Regions from separate parts of the Homo sapiens genome. Here region 1 is linked to region 2. Evidence: chromatin loops called from intact Hi-C (ENCODE). Cell type or tissue: GM12878. All regions are shown on one strand. Each heading gives the region's core, and the rest is flanking DNA. Links, peaks and the distances in the headings are about the cores only.

The links. A loop is a pair of places that touch in the nucleus more often than their neighbours do. Peaks named below come from ENCODE experiments on the same cell type or tissue, not always from the same donor. Only the 100,000 strongest peaks of a DNase experiment are listed, where the experiment ranks them.
Region 1: it touches region 2 in a loop (9-fold over the local background); 16 of 110 quality-filtered maps call a loop at or near these places.

What each region holds. Positions count from the first base shown.
Region 1 is chr15:69,471,521-69,481,446 of GRCh38, forward strand. No RefSeq gene overlaps it. Among named protein-coding and RNA genes, the nearest start is that of LINC02896, 14 kb to the left of the region's middle. In GM12878, for the core only: CTCF peaks have their summits at 4,434 (motif pointing right) and 6,893 (motif pointing right); no DNase peak of the experiment used is centred there.
Region 2 is chr15:70,807,530-70,817,455 of GRCh38, forward strand. No RefSeq gene overlaps it. Among named protein-coding and RNA genes, the nearest start is that of LARP6, 42 kb to the right of the region's middle. In GM12878, for the core only: a CTCF peak has its summit at 4,718 (motif pointing left); a DNase peak (open chromatin) is centred at 4,700.

The DNA of each region.
Region 1 (9,926 bases), core at 591-8,590, 1.3 Mb before region 2:
GGTGAGGCACGGTGGCTGATGCCTGTAATCTCAGCACTTTGGGAGGCCAAGATGGGAGGCGTGCTTGAGCCCAGGAGTTTGAGACCAGCCTGGGCAACAAAGTGAGACCCCCAGCTCTACAAAAAAATTAAAAAGTTAGCCGGGTGTGGTAGTACACACCTGTAGTCCCAGCTACATGGGAGGCTGGGGCAGGAGGATCCCCTGAGCCCAGGAGGTTGAGGCTGCAGTGAGCCATGGTTATGCCACTGCACTCCAGTCCAGGTGACAGAGCAAGACTGTCTCGAAAAAAATAAATTTAGAAACTACCCAAGTTGTGGATTTCTGGTTTCTTGTTAAACGTTGGAGGATCTGGATGGTATGTGTCTGATGGTGCAGTCAGCACCGCTGCTGCTGTCCTTTTGGGTTGGGCATGTGCCACCTCTTCAACTCCTCTCTGCGCCCCCCTTCTATAGTCTTTACTCTGCCTCAAGTGCACTCGTGCCTAGCCATTTGAGTTTGCAATCCCTGGAGGAGATAGCGTAACACTTCTCACGTGGGGAGCCTTGAGAATGGTCCAACTGCATCACTACGTGTCCCTGGTAGTCCTGGATTTGGTAGATGTGGTTTAGGTGCCCTGGAGGTCCCTGTAGCAACATGTGATTTTCCTGTGGCCTGGTTTTGAAGTGAGTGTGCCACAAGGTTGGTAGAATGGAGTGAATTGCTGACAAGCGAGTGAGTGGGCCTAGCCTGCCACCTGCCACCCAGCTCTCAGTACCCCTGTTGGGCTTGGTTTTGTTCCCAGAATCCAGTCTTGATGATTTGCCTGACAGTCTGCTCCTTCCCAGGTGCAGGAGTTTGTTTTAATTCTCCTTTCCTTCTATGGACTGGACGCATTTGTCTACTAATTCATTCACTCATTGAATTATTCAGCATGTATCCACGAATTATCTATTAGGCAAACACTGCTTTCGATGTCAGAGATGCAGAGATTAATTAGATCAAGTCCTAACTCTTAAAATTCTCTTATCTGGTGGAATAAAGACCCTTCAAGGGTTATACTGTGTTTAGGAGGTCTGTGGTAAGGAGCAGCAGCTGTCAGGAGGCAAGGGTGGGGCAAAGGGGTGGGCTTGTGTGGGAAGGTGTTAGGGAGGCTTCCTGGAGAAGGAGATGTTTTGGCTGCAGAGAAAGCTGCTGTTAAACAACACGGAGTAGCTAGATAAACATCCATAGAACTGCAGGGATGTGGTGTGGATGGAACTGAGTGTAAGGAGAGTGGCAGTTGAAGAGATGACTGGGTGAGAGCCAAGCTCAGAGTAGCCCTGCCCAATAGAAATAGGACGAGCCGCCTAGGCGATTATAAACTTCCTAGAGCCACATTCAAAAATGGAAAAGGACACAAGCTAAATAACTTTTATTTTATTATTATTATTTTTTGAGACGGAGTCTCACTCTTGTCGCCCAGGCTGGAGAGCAGTGGCACAATCTCGACCCGCTGCAACCTCCACCTCCTGGGTTCAAGCGATTCTTCTGCCTCAGCCTCCTGAGTAGCTGGGATTACAGGCGCCCTCCACCATGCCCAGCTAATTTCTTTTTGTATTTTTTTTTTTTTTTTTTTTTTTGAGACGGAGTCTCGCTCTGTCGCCCAGGCCGGACTGCGGACTGCAGTGGCGCAATCTCGGCTCACTGCAAGCTCCGCTTCCCGGGTTCACGCCATTCTCCTGCCTCAGCCTCCCGAGTAGCTGGGACTACAGGCGCCCGCCACCGCGCCCGGCTAATTTTTTGTATTTTTAGTAGAGACGGGGTTTCACCTTGTTAGCCAGGATGGTCTCGATCTCCTGACCTCATGATCCACCCGCCTCGGCCTCCCAAAGTGCTGGGATTACAGGCGTGAGCCACCGCGCCCGGCGTTCTTTTTGTATTTTTAATAGAGACAGGGCTTCACCACGTTGGTCAGGCTGATCTCAAACTCCTGACCTCAAGTGATCCACGCACCTCGGCCTCCCAAAGTGCTGGGATTTCAGGCACCTGGCTCAATTTTTTTTTTTTTTTTTTGAGATGGAGTCTCGCTCTGTCACCCAGGCTGGAGTGCAGTGGCGCTACCTCGGCTCACTGCAACCTCCACCTCCTGGGTTCAAGCGATTCTCCTGCCTCAGCCTCCTAAGTAGCTGGAATTACAGGCATACGCCACCAACCATGCCCGGCTAATTTTTGTATTTTTTTTAGTAGAGACAGGGTTTCACCATGTTGGTCAGGCTGGTCTCAAACTCCTGACCTTGTGATCCGCCCACCTTGGCCTCCCAAAGTGCTGGGATTACAGGTGTGAGCCACCGCACCCAGCCTTGAGCCACTGTGCCTAGCCCACCTGGCTCAATTTTAATAATGTATTTTATTTAACTCAATATATCCAAAATATTGTCATTTCAACATGTGGCAGTAGCCACACTTCAAGTGCTCAATGGCTACATGGACTAGTGGCTACTGTAGTGATGGGACATTCTTCTAGAACGTTCTTTCTATTTTTTTTTGAGACGAAGTCTCATTCTTTCACCCAGGCTGGAGTACAGTGGCGTGATCTCGGCTCACTGCATCCTCTGCCTCTGCCTCCTGAGTTCAAGTCATTCTGGTACCTCAGCCTCCCAAGTAGCTGAGATTACAGGCTCATGCCCCCATGCCTGGCTAATTTTTGTAGTTTCGGTAGAGATGGAGTTTCGCCATGTTGACCAGACTGGTCTCGAACTCCTGAGGTCGAGTGATCCGCCCACCTCAGTCTCCCAAAGTGCTGAAATTACAGGTGTGAGCCACCATGCCTGGCCTCTCTAGAATGTTCTTTATCCTCATGCCTCAAGGAGGGAGTGACACAGTGGGTTTTTGTTGAAGAAATACCCTCCAGCTCCTGGAAAAGTGGAAAAGTGCCTGAGGGAGGGAGGTGGGGAGACCCGTGGAGGCAGTGCAGGAAGCACCGACCTAGGCGTGAGACGGAGAGGAAAGCTCAGCTATGAAGGAGGATTGTTTTTTAATGACTGTCTCCAAAGGAAGTTGTGATTCAGCCTCCTGAGAAGATGTGATATCAGCAGGAATCCCCACTCCTCGTGAGAGCCCCAGAATTGTCTTGAGCCCTAAGACAAGGATATAAATTTAGGGAAGTCATCATAGACAATTTTGCTCTCAAACTCAGGGTGCTTGACTGGGCACAGTGGCACACACCTGTAGTCCCAGCAATTCGGAAGATCAAGGCGGGAGGAACGCTTGCGCCTAGGAGGTCAAGACTGCAGTGAGCTGTGTTTGCACCACTGCACTCTAGCCTGGGTGACAGAGCAAGACCCTGTCTATAAATAAAACAAAACAAAAAGCCACCCAGGGTGCCACCATCCGCAGCCCCATGTCAGGTTCAGATCCCATCCCTCCCTCCCAGCCTGCATTTCCAGAGGCCGTCTTGACTCCTTGACTGAGACAGCATCCACCTTTCTGCTCTCTGCCTGTTTCTCACAGATGGGGAGGGCTGAGCTCAGGGGCCGACTTTGAGCCACTGTCCCTGGGGCTCTGTCCTTGTCCTGAGCTACCCCTCAGTTCCAGCTGCAGATCTAGAGCTGCACCCTGAGTCAGCAGTGGGACCTGAGTCTCAAAACGGCAGAGGAGTCCTGGCTGTCTGCTGAGGTAGTGCATGAGGAAATGGATTCCTCGTGCTGGCTGGGTGGCCTCTGGCCTGTCATTTGTCCTCTTTGGACCCGTGCTTCTCACAGCATAGTCTGTGGACTGCATTGGCTCTCAAAATATTGTTACTTGTCTATATGGAGACAGGTACAGTAAGTACCTGCTGAGAATGTAAGAGTAAACATAGAGACTTTTGGCAGGGTGCAGTGGCCCAAGCCTGTAATCCTGGCACTTTGGCAGGCCAAGAGGAGAGGATCGCTTGAAGCCAGGAGTATGAGACCAGCCTGGGCAACATGGTGGAATCCTATCTCTACAAAAAAATACAAAAAATAGTCAGGTGTGGTGGTACACGCTACTCAGGAGGCTTAGGTGGGAGGATGCCCTGGGTGGGGAAATGGGGAGAGATGTTGGTCAAAGGGTAAAAGTTTCAGTTAGACAGAAGGAATACCTTTTTTGAGGTCTATTGCACAGCATGGTGACTATCCTTAATAATAATGTATTGTATATTTCAAAATTGCTAACAGTGTACATTTCAAATGTTCTTACCACAAAAATGGTAAGCGAGATGATGGATTTGTTAAAATTAGCTAGACTTTATCATTCCACATTGTATACATATATCAAACATCACATAAGACCACATAAATGTATGCAATTAATAATAAAAAATTATAAACAGGAACAAAAGACCAGTGGCAACCTGGTCCTTCTTCAGAGAGGGCTTGGGAAGTCCTGCCTCCACCCGCTTTCCAGTGGGGTGAAAGGGAGGTGAGCCTTGCAGTTCTCCTTTGGGGCAGGAGGGGGCGGCAGATACACGGGTAATCCATCTTTCCCTGCAGGACCGGTTCCTTCATTCTTCAAGCATCCTCCATTTGGCACCTTCTGGATGCTGGGGACACAAGGAGAAAGAGAGGCTTTCTCCTTCTTCCTGTTTTGCCTCAGTCCAGGGCAAAGCCACCAGGGAGAGTGTCCAGGAGAGCTGTCTACATGGAGATGACACAAAACGTGACCCCTGCCAGGGGCTCTTCTCCCAGGAGGTGTAGCTGCGTGGCTTGAGTGTATAGCAGAGGCCTGAGTTGGGCTTTCTGGGTTCGAATCCTGGCTCCTTCTCTAGTTGCTGTGAGACGTAGGAAAGGCTTTGGAGTCACCCCCAAGCCCAGCTTCTTCAAGTGTAAAGGGGGCATGTTAATGGTAGCTGCCCTACAAGGGTATTGGGGGATTAAAGGATAATTCTTTTTTTTTTTTTTTTTTTTTTGAGATGGAGTTTCACTCTTGTTGCCCAGGCTGGAGTGCAATGGTGCATTCTTGGCTCACAGCAACCTCCGCCTCTCAGGTTCAAGTGATTCTCCCACCTCAGCCTCCCAAGTAGCTGGGATTACAGGTGCATGCCACCATGCCTGGCTACTTTTTTTGTATTTTTAGAAGAGACGGGGTTTCACCATGTTGGTCAGGCTGGTCTCAAAGTCCTGACCTCAGGTGATCTGCCCGCCTCGGCATCCCAAAGTGCTGGGTGTGAGCCACTGCGCCCGGCAGGAGATAATTCTTATAGAGCACTTAATACTGTGCCTGGCCTGTACAGACACCTGCCCAAGCAATGTGTTCATTATTTTTGACAGTCTCATCCTGTCTTGCTTTCTCTCAGCTCCTGTGAGGTTGAGAAATGTCACTCTTCTTTGATAGGCACTTTTCCTGAGGGCAGCCAGTTCCGCCAGTCACTCTGACTGTTGGACCCTTTGACATAGTGAGATTTGGCTCAGTCCTCACCTCCTCCAGGAAGTCTGCCGAGATGATCCCAAGTCCTAAGAGCCTCCTCACTGTAGCCTCGTTTTTTCAATGATTAATTCCTAATTTGTCTAATTTCTTCCTCCTGCATGTCACCCCAGCCCTGCACAGACTCTGCACGTTCCATAGTGTACAAGGCATTGTCCTAGCCATCTTGCTGCCAGAAGACACTGTGAGGGTTGCAAGCCTGGCACCGGGAGCCAGCCTGCCTGGGTTGGAATTCTGGCTCCACCTCTGGCCAGCTGTGTGGCTTTGGGCAAGTTGTTTGACTCCTCTGGGCACCCAGCCCTTGGTTTCCCTGTTCTATCTTGCATATTACTGTGATATGAGTGAAGTAATGCAGGTGAAGGCCAGGTACCCGCATTGAGCAAGTGCCCAATAATCCCAGCACTTTGGGAGGCCGAGGTGGGCGGATCACTTGAGGTAAGGTGTTTCAGACCAGCCTGCCCAACATGGTGAAACCCCATCTGTACTAAAAATACAAAAATTAGCTGGGCATATTGGCGGGCACCTATAATCCCAGCTACTTGGGAGGCTGAAGCACGAGACTTGCTTGAACGTGGGAGGCAGAGATTGCAGTGAGTCCAGATCGCACCACTGCACTCCAGCCTGGGTGGTAGAGTGAGGCTCTGTCTCAAAAAAATATATAATAATAATAATAAAAAATAAATAAATAAAAGTCAGGCCAGGCGTGGTGGCTCATACCCGTAATCTGAGCACTTTGGGAGGCCGAGGCACGTGGATTACTTGAGGTCAGGAGTTCTAGACCAGCCTGCCCAATATGGTGAAACCCTGTCTCTACTAAAAATACAAAAAAATTAGCCAGGCGTGGTGGCACACGCCTGTAGTCCCAGCTACTTGGGAGGCTGAGGCAGAAGAATCATTTGAACTCGGGAGGCAGAGGTTTCAGTGAGCCAAGATTGTGCCACTGCACTCCAGCCTGGGCGACAGAGCGAGACTCCATCTAAAAAAAAAAAAAAAAAAAAAAAAATTCAGCAGAAGAGAACACTGCGGCTCAGGAAGAAGAGCTTGATTATTAAGTACCTACCAAATGCAGGGCCCTAAACATACACTATCTCATTTTTTCTTCCCAGAAGAAAGGTAGGCACTTTTGTCTCCATTTTGCACATGAGAGACTCAGTTGCACAAGTCTGCAGGACCACGGAGAACAGGAGTTTTTCCCGATATGAAGTATCTGACAGTTAGTATCTGATACAAAGTCCAGAGTTCCTCTTTGCCGGTTTTGTGATGGAAGGATAAAAAGATGTGGGTTTTTTGGGGTCCCCTAGGCATAGACCTAGAAGGCCAGAAATAAACATTTATTTTCCTCTCTGTTTTGCCTGAAAACCAAGAGGGCTTTCAAGAGGATAAAGGTGTTAGTGGGAAAGTGGGGGTCTCATTCGAGGACCCCCAAGGGTCTCTTGTAACAGGTGGCCCTGCAGCATTAAAGGCTCTTGCAGAAGAGCGTGGGAGTGAGCAGCAGGGGGCGCTACGCCCTCGGCAGAGAGACGCAGCTTCCCTGGGGAAACAGACCCCGGGCTTTGAGTGCTTAGGAGCGGAGCTCAGCCTGAAATAGACAGGCAGCAGCATCCCAGCCCACTCACCTACTGAGGAAACTTGAACCTGAGAGCTGAGAGCTAGAGGGACCTCCCGAAATCAGGATCAGTATGGTCATTGCAAGCACTGGCTTTGGAGTTTGTGGATTTGTAATTGAAAATCCGCTCAGCACTTTCTAGTTACGTGACCCCGGGCAGGTACTTAACCTCTTGGAGCCTCAGTGGCCTCATTGAACAAAAATTAACACCTGTTTCATGGGGCTCTCAGGAGGATCAAGGCAATGATGCGTGTAAATTTCTTAGCATAGTGTCTGGCATCTATGAGCACTCAATGAAGGGCAGCCAGTGTTGCTATTAAGGGTCATGTGATTTGCAGGGTAGTCCCAAAGAGGCGAGGCCCCTGCCCTTCAGTGTCTAGAGCCCCTGTGCTGCTGTGGACACCTGCTTTGGTTCTTCAGTGGGGCTCACTTTCTGGGACACTGGAGTATCTGAGTCTCTTTCTGCCAAGGAAACTGCCCACGCCCTGACAGACTTGCTTGTCTCCAGATGCCTAAGAATCCCATTTGGGCCAACAGGTTTGCTGGAGGTCAGTGGGGAGGAGGAGGGCAGTGTGGTCCCTGCTCTGCTATGAATTTGCTGAGGCCTGTGTTGCCTGGAATAAGTCCCTTGCCCTCTCTGGGCCTCGATTTCTTCACTTAGATCCAGAGGAGCTGCAAGAGATAAGTGTTGGGATCCCTCTCAGTCCAGCTTCAGCATCCTGCGAGTGCGTCCCCATCCAGGAAACATATGTGCATTTTAACGGGGCCCTTTGCTGGCTAAATGTGAAAGTGTGGTTTGAGGTAAAGAACAGATAGGCTTCTAGCTAAGGCCCATGGACAAGACAGCTTTTGGACAACTTTTCTCAGTAAAGAGGTGGCATGGGCCTTCCACACTGTCCAACATGCCTTTCCTCTGTCCCTCCTGGATTACATTGTCCCCAGGATCAGGGTCCCTATCCTCTCTCCACACCACTCAGCACAGTCTGCTGTAAGGAAGGGTCTGAGAGAGTAGTTTTCCCTAAGGCATGAATGACTATTAGGGATGGAGCTACCCATTCTGAGGAGATTTGAACTTGGGCAGGCATAGTTTTTTATCCAGAGAAATTAGACTCTATTTATGAAATCCCAGCAAGAGACTTTGAAACTGGAAGGATGTTGCCTCCATTCAAGTCACAGCAGCCTCATTGCCTGGCTTTGCTCGGGCAGGTGTGGCTGCCAGGGCAACTGGTTCAAAAACCTGTGGCACACAGAACGAAGAAGAATGAAGACACTGGACGTCATCAGAATCACAAACTTTTGTGCTTCAAAGGATACCATCAAGAAAGTGAAAGATTATCCCACAGAATAGAAGAGAATATTTGCAAGTTGTGTATCTGACAATAAACTTGTATCCAGAATATGTGAATAACTCTTACAACTCAACAACAAAAAGACAAATGCCCAATTTAAAAATGGGCAATGGACTTGAAAAGACATTTCTCCAAAGAAGATATACAAATAGCCAACAAGCACATGAAAAGAGCTTGGTGTCATTAATCATTAGGGAAATGCAAATCAAAACCACAATGAGATACCACTTCATACTCACTAGGATGGCAATTATTAGAAAGATGGATAACCATAGGTGTTGACGAGGATGTGGGGAAATTGGAGCCCTCATGCGTAGTGGGTGGTACTGCAGCCACTTTGGAAAAACAGTTTGGCAGTTACTCAAAGAGTTAAACAGAGTTACCATATGACCCAGCAATTCACTCCTAGGTGTATACTCCAGAGAATCAAAAATAGATCTACACAAAACCTCCTATGTGAATATTCATAGCAGCATTACTCAAAATAGCTAACAAGAGGAAATACCATCCATCAAATGATGAATTGATAAATTAGTATATATCCATACAATGATTTGAATAAGTGAATTCAGCCATTAAAAAGGAATGATGTACTTATACAGGCTACAACATAGATGAACCTTGGAAATATTATGCTAAGTGAAAAACCCAGAGACACAAAAGGCCACATACTGTATGATTCCATTTATGTGATGTCCAGAATAGACAGATCCATAGAGACGGAAGTAGATTAGTGGTTGCTGGGGCTTGAAGGAGAGGGGGATGGGGCATGACAACTAACAGGTACAGGGTTTGTTTTTAGGGCAATGAAGATGTTCTAGAATTAGATAGTGGTGATGGTTGTACAACTTTATGAATGTGAATGTACTAAAAACCACTGAATTGTACACTTTAAAGAGCAAATTTTTATGATATTAGAATGCCATTGCACTTTTTTTTTTTTTTTTTCAAAAGCTCACAGAAGCTGGGTGTGGTGGCTCTCGCCTGTAATCTCAACACTTTGGGAGGCCGAGGTGGGAGGATTGCTTGAGTTCAGGAATTCAAGACCAGCCTGGGTAACATAGCAAGACCTTGTCTCTGCTAAAAATTAAAAAAAATATCTGGGTGTGGTGGTGTGTGCCAGCTACTCAGAAGACTGAGGTGAGAGGATTGTTTGAGCCTGGGAGGTTGAGGCTGCAGTGAGTCATGCCCCTGCACTCCAGCCTGGGTGACAGAGTGAGACCTTGTCTCAAACTGCACCCATGTCTTACAAAAGAAAAAACTAACAAAGCTCATGGAAAGAATGGGGAAGTTCTTGAAACCTTCAATAAATGATAAATGCCCCATTCCCGCACCCAACCCACAGCTACCCTAGTGTATGTGGTGACTCTTCTTTAGGGCAAATTTTCCATGCAGATGGGAACGCCCCGGGAGGCCCTTTAAAAATGTGTGTGTAGGGTATTTCTGGTGGTCACAATGTTAAGAAGCCACTGCTGGCATGATTGGGTGGCCTGTGAGAAACCAAGGGTACAAGACACTCTACAATGCGTGGGTCATCTCACAATAGGGGACTGTCTTGCATTCCACGTGAC
Region 2 (9,926 bases), core at 856-8,855:
AAGGGGCATGTTGAAATCCACTGTGCACTCTGGCATGAGCTGAAACCAGGAAGAACAATTTTTCCAATTTATACCAAAACATTGTTCTGCCAGCCAAACCCACAGCCTCCGGAGATGGGACCACTCAGAGAGGTCCCTTTTTCTCCTTCATATGTAGGAATTTCCTGGGCAAACAGTGGCACTGAAATGAGGTGGTGTGGAGGCAAAGAGGACCAGGTCGGAAAGAAAGGGTGAAGCCACCCTGGGGAGAGTCTTGGATGCTGTGATAAAGAATTTAGACTTGTTGTTGAAAGAAATGGAGAGCCAGATCTGCCTAAGGTCACTTGCCTGCCCCCAAGGCCTTCTCCTGACCACTTGCACAAGGGAGAGCCCCTGCTTCCACCGACACCCCACTTCCCAACACAGCAGGCTGTCTCAGCCACCCTGGGGGTGAGTGCTGGGTTTTGGCATGAACTTCATTATGCCTGCTGCGATGGGAAGGAGCTGAAACAGCTCCAGCACCCACTTCCATGTCCAACCTTACCTAGGTCCGCTGAGGCTGGCCCAGGTACACAACCCAAAGTAGGGGGCAGCTAATGCCCCATGGTGTGAACTTTGAGCAGTGAGAGACCCAAGTAACAGATAGGTTCTTGATGATTCTCCCTAACACACTGCTCTGAGGTGCAATGGCTTTATGTGGCCTCCCCAGAGACTCTAGTGTGGCTTGGTGATTCTTTCTATTTCATGGGGTGCCACAGCCAGCTTTATTATCCCACTTTGTTGGTTTTCACTATTTCTTTTTTTCTTTTCTTTCTTTCTTTTTTTTTTTTTTTTGAGACAGACTCTTGCTCTGTCGCCCAGGCTAGAGTGCAATGGCACGATCTTGGCTCGCTGCAACCTCCGCCTCCCAGGTTCAAGCGATTTTCCTGCCTCAGCCTCCCGAGTAGCTGGGATTAAAGGCATGTGCCACCACGCATATGCCACCACGCCCGGCTAATTTTTTTTATTTTTAGTAGAGACGGGGTTTCACCATGTTGGTCAGGCTGATCTTGAACTCCTGACTTCAAATGATCCACCCGCCTCAGTCTCCCAAAGTGCTGGGATTACAGGCGTGAGCCACTGCACCTGTCTGGTTTTCACTATTTCTCTGCCTCATTTCCTCTTCCTCTCACACTTCATAAGCTTTATCATGCGAGTGCTGCCTTTTTTTTTTTTTTTTTTTAGGAGAAATGGGTTATGATAGAGGGCCGGGCAAGGTGGCTTATGTCTGTAATCTCAGCACGTTGAGAGTCTGAGGCAGGTGGATCACTTGAGGTCAGGAGTTTGAGGCCAGCCTGGCCAACATGACAAAATCCCTTCTCTACTAAAAATAAAAAAATAAAAAAAACATATACTGGCCATCTTGCTGGCCCTGTCTAGTGAGGGTTTGCCACATTCGTAATGTTACATTTCTTGCTTTTGAGTATGTTAGAACAAACTCATACGCCTTACAAATATTTGGGCAGTAGAATCAAGAGAGCATGGAGTCAAACAGGCCACTCTTCGAATCGTAGTCCCATCGCTCACTATCTCTGTAAAGTTCTCTAAGAAGACCTGACTTCTCCATCTCTTAGTTTCCTCCTCCATGAGATGAAGATAATCAAACGTACTCCATTGAGTCAGTGGTGATCAAATTAAATGAGATGATGTACGTGGGTTACTTAGCATATTGCTGGACATACAGGATGAGCTGGCAAGGGTGTTTTTGTTGTAATGATTAGGAAAATTGAAGCGTAGGAGACTTTTGGGTCAGTGTCCTGGGAACAGCAACTGCAGAGAGGGACTGCAGGACTCAGGCCTGAGGGAGGGGCAAAACGCCAGTGGCTGAGGCCAGTCTGAAAGATTTCCCAGACTAGATTCCAAGTGTGGGGATGGGGAATGACATGAACAATAATCCAGGTCTCCTCTGGAACCCATTTCATCTCCAAGGCTGCATAGGCCCACTGAGCCACCCACGCTGACCTCAGCCCAGAGCAGATCTGCCTCCTATCCCTGAATGATATTTCCACCGCTGCTCCTGTCCCCATTTTATCCTTAGAAAGAACAGGCTTCTTGCCTGCTTGTTTTCACTGTGGCCTTGGTATTGAAAGCTAAAGGCATGATTTGGCAGAAGGTAAAGCCCGGGGAAACCTAGGACAGAGGCTCTTGCTGCCCACAGCCTCAGCAGCCTGCAGACACATCTGATGCCAGCTTGGATGTCAGAGACTACAAGGTCATTGTCACACGTGCATGGTGGTGCTACCGCTTGAGCCCTTTGTTTATTTTTATTGTTCTACTGCTACCGGTGGTAAGAGACTACCAGTGGGGAAAGGTGGGAAGGAGAGGGGAAGAGATTTCTACCCCTTCCCCATTTCCCTGTGTCTTTACTGCTGCCCCACATCTGGAGCTAAGCAGTTGGGTTTGAGGGAACTGAAGCAGGCTGGAGAATGTGGTACTATGGGTCATAGACAGGCTTAAGGGAGGCCTTCGTTTTGTTCTGTTTTTGTTTTTTTTTTTATGATGGAGGAGTGTGCACATGGAAAGAGCCAGAGAGAGAGAGAGAGAGAGAGGGAGATGAAAGCTGGTAGAGCAAAGACCCCGAGGAAATATGTGAGGGGTGAAGGCACTGGAATCCAGGGCACTGGGGAAGAGATTCTGGTGTCTATATAGATGGCGCACCCAGTTCTCTGACACTGGTGGGGAGGATGTGAGGGCTGGCAGACCTAAATATTTTTGTGGGAGGGAGGCTGGAAGTAGAGGGATTTCATGCCAGATGGTCTCAATTTTCTTTCTCTTTCTTTCTTTCTTTCTTTCTTTCTTTCTTTCTTTCTTTCTCTTTCTTTCTCCTTCCTTCCTTTCTTTTTGACAGAGTCTCACTCTGTCACCCAGGCTGGAGTGCAGTGGCACGATCTTGGCTCACTGGGCTCAAGCAATTCTCCTGCCTCAGCCTCCTGAGTAGCTGGGACTACAGGCGCACGCCACCATGCCTGGCTAATTTTTGTATTTTTAGTAGAGACAGTGTTTTGCCATGTTGGTCAGGCTGGTCTCGAACCCCTGACTTCAGGTGATCCACCCACCTCAGCCTCCTAAAGTGCTGGGATTACAGGCGTGAGGCACCGCGCCCAGCCAGGCAGGATGGTCTCAATTTTTGCTGGGAGCTAGGAGGCAAAGCCATCTGCTGAGAGGAGACTTGAGGTAAGGATGGAAATTAAGGAGTAGTGGGGAAGGTCTGGAATAGCCATCGTGGGGACAGGAAAGGATGCTTCCTAGAGGCAGGTCAAAGGATTGTACAGATGCACTGAGGACTGTGAATTTACAATTTATCCCTGAGCAGCACTGAGCAGTACAGACCTGGGGTCCAAAAAGGTAGAGGATGGGATTAGCCCCAGGATTGCTACCTATGCATGAGACCTACAGACATTATTGTGGAAAGTATCTTGAGCAATGCTTCATGTCTAAATAGTTATTAAGCCCAGACCTTTCTAATTCATCTCCTGGGAGCAGTCAGAAAGTAAGTGGCTCGGTCAGAAGGTAAGTGGCTCACACCATCGGGCCATCCCACCCCCGTGTGCCACTTCATCTTCCTCTGCCCCCAGGGTCAAGTGACTGGTATTGCGGGCAGCTCAGACGCTGCAGGAGCAGATGGCCAAGTAGGTAACCCCTGCCTCTTTGGCATGATCTGTCTGTCTGTGACCCCTGCACATGGACCCCAGGGGCCACACACAGCCAACACAGAGCGGGGGCCCTGATTGCCTGAGTTTATGGGCTCTTTAAACACCAGGCTTATAGTCCTTCATGTAGCCGGGCCCAGATCTCAGCCAATCAATCAAAAGCCGGTCATGGGATGTCACTGTGCTTCCTCTCCAACACATGGAGAAGGCCAGCCTCCCCGGTGCCAAGGCCAACATCCCTGGTCCCAAGGCCAGCTTTATTAAGTGGAGCTTGTTCTTAGAGGTCTTATTAATTGATATACACCCAAATGTATCTGTGTTTCCACAAATCAGTTGTTTCCCAAAAGTCCCCCTGTGGATGAAAAAAGCTAGGGGACAGGGTGACTTGGAAATATGTCTCCTGGCATAAGGCAGATGATTTATTGGTAGAAAAACCAAATTGGGGTCATTTACTGTCCTTACATAAAATAGTTTCATGCTTGGTACTGACCTACCTTTCCAAGATCCTGTGAGCATGCAGATGTCAACCAAGCAGCTCAGCCTTCTAGGAGAGACATGAGCCATGTGAACTCACTATGTTCTCACTTTTTTTTTTTTTTTTTTTTTTTTTTTGAGACAGGGTGTTACTCTGTTGCCCAGGCTGGAGTGCAGTGGTACAATCACGTCTCACTGCAGCCTTGACCTCCCAGGCTCAAGCAGTCCTCCCACCTCAGCCTTCAGAGTAGCTGGGACTACAGGTATATGCCACCACACCCAGCTAATTTTTTTAAAATTATTTTTTGTAGAGATGTTGGTCTCACTATGTTGCCCAGGCTGGTCTGGAACTCCCGGGCTCAAGCAATCCTCCTGCCTCGGCTTCCCAAAGTGCTAGGATTTACAGGCATGAGCCATTGCTCCTGGCTCCACTTATTTAAAAAGATAAAGGGTGAAAAATAAAAATCGAGGAAAACTCACCTAGCTTCGTCGTTTATCAACCGTGCATCCTTTTCATTTTGGCAGTTGAGACTTGAGCATTGTTCTAGAGTGAGTCTTGAAATGTTGCCATCTTGTGGTAGAAGAGAGTAACTGCTTGTTTACTCTCTGTGGTCGTATTTATTTCAAGTACTGTATTTGTTGAGGTCCGCTCTGTATCAGGCACTGTACAATAATTGCAGTCATAACTTTACATTAAGAATAAGGGTCTGCTAGCCGGACGCGGTGGCTCAAGCCTGTAATCCCAGCACTTTTGGAGGCCGAGACGGGCGGAACACGAGGTCAGGATATCGAGACCATCCTGGCTAACACGGTGACACCCCCGTCTCTACTAAAAACACACAAAAAATTAGCTAGGCGTGGTGGCGGGCGCCTGTAGTCCCAGCTACTCGGGAGGCTGAGGCAGGAGAATGGCGTGAACCCCGGGAGGCGGAGCTTGCAGTGAGCCGAGATCGCACCACTGCACTTCAGCCTGGGCGACATAGTGAGACTCCATCTCCAAAAAAAAAAAAAAAAAAAAAAAAAATAAGGGTCTGCCTATGCTGTGGGAGCCTCTTCCTGGGATTGGTGGTGACTGCCATTCCAGACCCTCCATACCAACTGCATCGTGGGAAGCCAGTACCCTCACACCCCATTCTATTTGAGGTTTTACCCAGAATCTTGGATGCTGAAAGGAGCCTGATGGAACAATGCTACCTTAGTCTGCATCATTCATTTCAGGTGAATCAAAAGGTGACTTTTTCCAGCTGTGGCAATTTCCCAGTGGTTCTCAGTCCTGGCTGCACATTGGAATCACCTGCAGGCTTTTAAAAACCACAATGCCCAGGCTTTACCTCCCAGAGACTCTGATTTAATAGTGCAGGGTGAGGCACTGGTATTTTTATAGCTCTCTGGGTCAGGAATGAGAGATGCTATAACATTTAGGACGGGTCAGTCATCACCATTTTTATTGCTATTATAACTGGAAGAATTACCCTCCCAACCTTCCTGCATGCGCATACACACACAGACACACACACACACACACACACAGACACACACACCTCTGCCCCCTCACCACATTGGGACAGAAATTGGAGAACAGCATGCATGGCTCCATCATCTAAAAACTTCATTTGTCTCTCACATTATAAATAATACTTTCCAAGCTTTTGGGGCAATGGGGCGGGGGGGGGGTCTTTGAGACGCTTTACAAGTTACTAGCAAAGGTATATGGCCAACAGGCCCCTTTTCTTATTCTTGGTCAGTCGAAGGGAGCACCATTTGAAGGTAGGATGGATGGAAAATTGAGCAAAAGAATACATTCTGGTCACCAAAACGATGTAAAGTGAAACTCCAAGGCACAGCCTGGTAGAGTATGGACAGTTTGGGAAAAATAAGGTTTGTTTTCTTTTTAAAGGTAAAATCTATGCTATTTCTGGGAATTAATGTTTGTCAGGGGAGAGTGTGTGCATGCACCGACTATTATTCCAGGAGCATTAGGAGGAATAAAGACATCTCTTTTCCATTCACTTTGGTAGGGACAACTTAAGGGGAAACAAGCATGAATCCCTGCATCCCCGACAGCTCGTCTGGCTCTGAGGGACTTGGAGAGCCCAAGTTTGTCTTGGACCAGTTTGATGAGCTACCAGGTGCAATTCTGAATGGAATAACTAAGACTTGGCTAAATCAACTCTCGGGGGGAGTTGGGTAGGGTGTGGGAGAGCCTTGTGTGACAGACCAGTCCCTGTAGGTGGGAGGTGAAGTTTCTCAAACACAGGAGAGGATACATACCTGTCTTAGTGGATTTTTTGCTGCTACAACAGAATACCATAGACTGGGTAATTTATAATGAACAGAAATTTATTTGGCTCATGGTTCTGGAGGCTGGGAAGTCCAAGATCAAGTTGCCACATCTGGGAAGGCCTTCTTGCTGTCATAACATGGCGGAGGGCATCACACAGGCAAGAGTGCACACACGTGAGAGGGAAGGGGGCTGAAGTAATCTTCTCAGGAGGAACTCATTCCTGCAATAATGAACCCAATCTCATGAAAACAGTATCAATCCACTCATTGGGTACAGCCCGCATGGCCTCATCTCTTAGAGGTCCCACCTCTTAATACTGTTACACTGGGGATTAAGCTTAATGCCTTTTGGGGGACACATTTGAACCACAGCAACATTCCAGAGGGGGAAGGTTTGAAGGAGGCTGTGTCTCTGAAAGGAAGGTAGATATAAAGTCAAAAGAACAAGATTAAAAACTGAAAGGCACCACCTAAAGAGTCTCCAGTTTTCCATGGAAAACCATTCAATGAAATGTTTAATTCATTGAATGGTTTTCCTTGGGAGCACAAGAAAAATGGTATTGATGGCCATTTAAAACTTTTCTCTGATATGTTGTGACTTTCTTTAATTTTCCCACCTTGAGTAAAGTTGGATATATTTATTCACTTTTGTGTGGTTATGTCATGAAGACAGGAGAGACACATTTGCTGCCTCCCAATGCTCGGAGATCATTGTGCAGGAAGCAGCAGGATGCTGGGGCAGGCTTGCCCAGTGATGACCTGAACTGGGGACCACAAGGAACCAAGAGCTGCCAGAAGACAAAAGAGCTCAGAGGGATGGAGGCCAGGGGAAAACTGAGATGTGGGAGTAGGAAGACAACTCCACCCCACCACCACTAAATACAGGAGCACGTGACCCTTAAGAAGAATGGGAAAGCTGCCATTTAGGTTACAGCATAAATTCCTTCTTTACTGAGATAAAGGTGTGAACCCTGAATATTTGATACAAGTCTCAGTTCATCTAGAAAGTCTATTTTGCCAAGATTGAGGACGCAGGCCTGTGATACAGCCTCCAGAGGTCCTGATGACATGTGCCGAAGGTGGATAGAGCACAGTTTGGTTTTGTACATTTTAGGGAGACATGAGACATCAATCAACATATGTAAGATGAACATTGGTTCCGTCTGGTCCAGAAAGGTGGGACAACTGGAAGCCAGGGAGGGGGCTTCGAGGTCGTGGGTAGATAAGAGACAAATGGTTGCATTCTTTTGCCTCTCCAAAGTGACAATCAGATATGCATTTATCTCAGTGACTTTGAATAGAATGGGAGGCAGGTTTGCCCTAAGCAGTTCCCAGCTTGACTTTTCCCTTTAGCTTAGTGATTTTAGGGGCTCAAGATATTTTCCTTTCACAAATGGGAAAGAGAAAGGTGGTTGACAGAGAAGGCTGATCTAGAGTTATGATTTTTAACTCAATTCATTTTGGGTGGCAGCAGGATATTCAAGCAGAGACTTCCCATAGATATGAAGACATATGTGATAAGGAGAAGGTGCGAATTTAAGACCAGTGGTAAAAATTGGAAAATGTAAGTAAGCAGAATGAAAATTGTCTAGGTATGACAGGTTTGAAGTCATAGACCAAGTCCTAGCCCTTTATTTTATACGTGAGGAAACTGAGACCAGAGAGTGGCAAGGACTACTGACATCCTTGAGACAACAGAGCTACTCCTCCTGGCATCCATGGTTTGACTCCGCCTCTCCTCACTCCCAACTCAGGTCTTGTTTTTGTCTTCTGTTTGCCCAGGTGTCATTTTGGTCCTGGTAATCTGAACACGGACAATGGTGAACACATGAAAAGCACTTCGCGGGACATGCTGGGGAACCCACTAACCAATAGTCTTTTATTGACTTTCCTTGTGTTACTGGTTTAAACAAATTTTTTTTGCTCTTTTTGTTTGTTTTCTAGTAGAGTAGTCACCAATGTTTGTGTAGACAGAGGGTTAAATCTCTGAGTCAGAACTCCCCGCTTTCTTTCAGCATATTCAAAGATTTCAGGATGCATGAGCAAAAGGTATCAAATGGTTTCCATTTAAAAGGGGACTTGAAATTGAGCCATAGGGCTTGGCTGCAGTCCTCATGCTAAGAGATTTCAATGGGGACAGGCTAACCTTTTTATTGAGGAGATGTTTGCCCATTACCAAGAGGAGAAATAAAGCAGGAAAGAGGTGCAGAGGCATCCCAGGAACCAAATGAAATGGCCTCTTTAAATGGCCATTGTTACTATTTCCAACATATTTTTTTTTTTTTTTTTTTTTTTTTTTGAGACAGAGTCTCGCTCTGTTGCCCAGACTGGACTGCAGTGGTGTGATCTCGGCTCACTGCAACCTCCGCCTCCTGGGCTCAAGCGATTCTCCTGCCTCAGCCTCTCGAGTAGCTGGGATTACAGGTGCCCGCCACCAGGCCCGGCTAATTTTTGTATTTTTAGTAGAGGTTTTGCCATGTTGGCCAGGCTGGTCTTGAACTCCTGACCTCAGGTGATCTGCCTGCCTTGGCCTCCCAAAGTGCTGGGATTACAGGGGTGAGCAACCGCGCCTGGCCTCTAACAGATTTTTAAACTCATTTTCTTGTTTTTTTCTTCCTTAGGTAGAAGATTATGAAATGTGCAAAAATTGATCATCTGGTTTCTTTTCCTAATATTTATATTTCTTATTTATATTTCTTATTTCATTCTCTTGCTTAGTGACTTTGAAAGCACTTCCAGAAGAGAATACAAAAGCAGTGCTAATGCCAGGCGCCTTTGTCTTTTCTCTGATGCCAGGAGAATGCTCATGAGTGTCTTCCCTTGAGCGTGATGCCGGCAGTCATTTGATGTGCACGTGGAAGTTTTTGGTTATATTATGCAACTACCCTTCCATTCTCTTTTTGGTGCTCTGGTTGCATGGAAAAGTTATCTGGTGGTGATTTCTGAGACTTTGGTGCCCCCATCACCCAAGGTATCCTTCTATTCTTATATAAAACATTGCTATTAGGAGTAAATGTTACTTTTAAAAATTGTTTTTATGCATTTATTGAGACTTTTTTCTTTTTGTGTTCACAGCCTGTCAAATTTTGAATAATCTCACAATTTTTTGCAGCTATCCCGCAACCGCAAAGGAGGAGGAATCGGCCTCCCTCAGCTCAGGCTGAAGTCTTTCTCTTTTTAAAAATCAGGATTGATGTCTTTGCAGCCATTTTATGAATAGACTTGGGGGTTTGGGTTGGCATTTTTGCTGCCAGCAGGAGGGTCCAGCAAACAGACTCCTCTGTTGGCTCTCGACTTGTCATCTCCTGTCTGCAGTGCCAGCCATCACATGTCAAGCCCCTTCAAGCAGTGATTCATGGGGCTCCCAACAGCCTTGACCACACTCATCTTCCAGTGTTTCTGAGGTCAGAGGTGCTAGCCCTACCCATGAAGCTCAGTTCCCCATGGTTAAGCCTCATTTGTCCATGAGGACTTGGGATGGCCTAGAAAACAGCTCCAGGA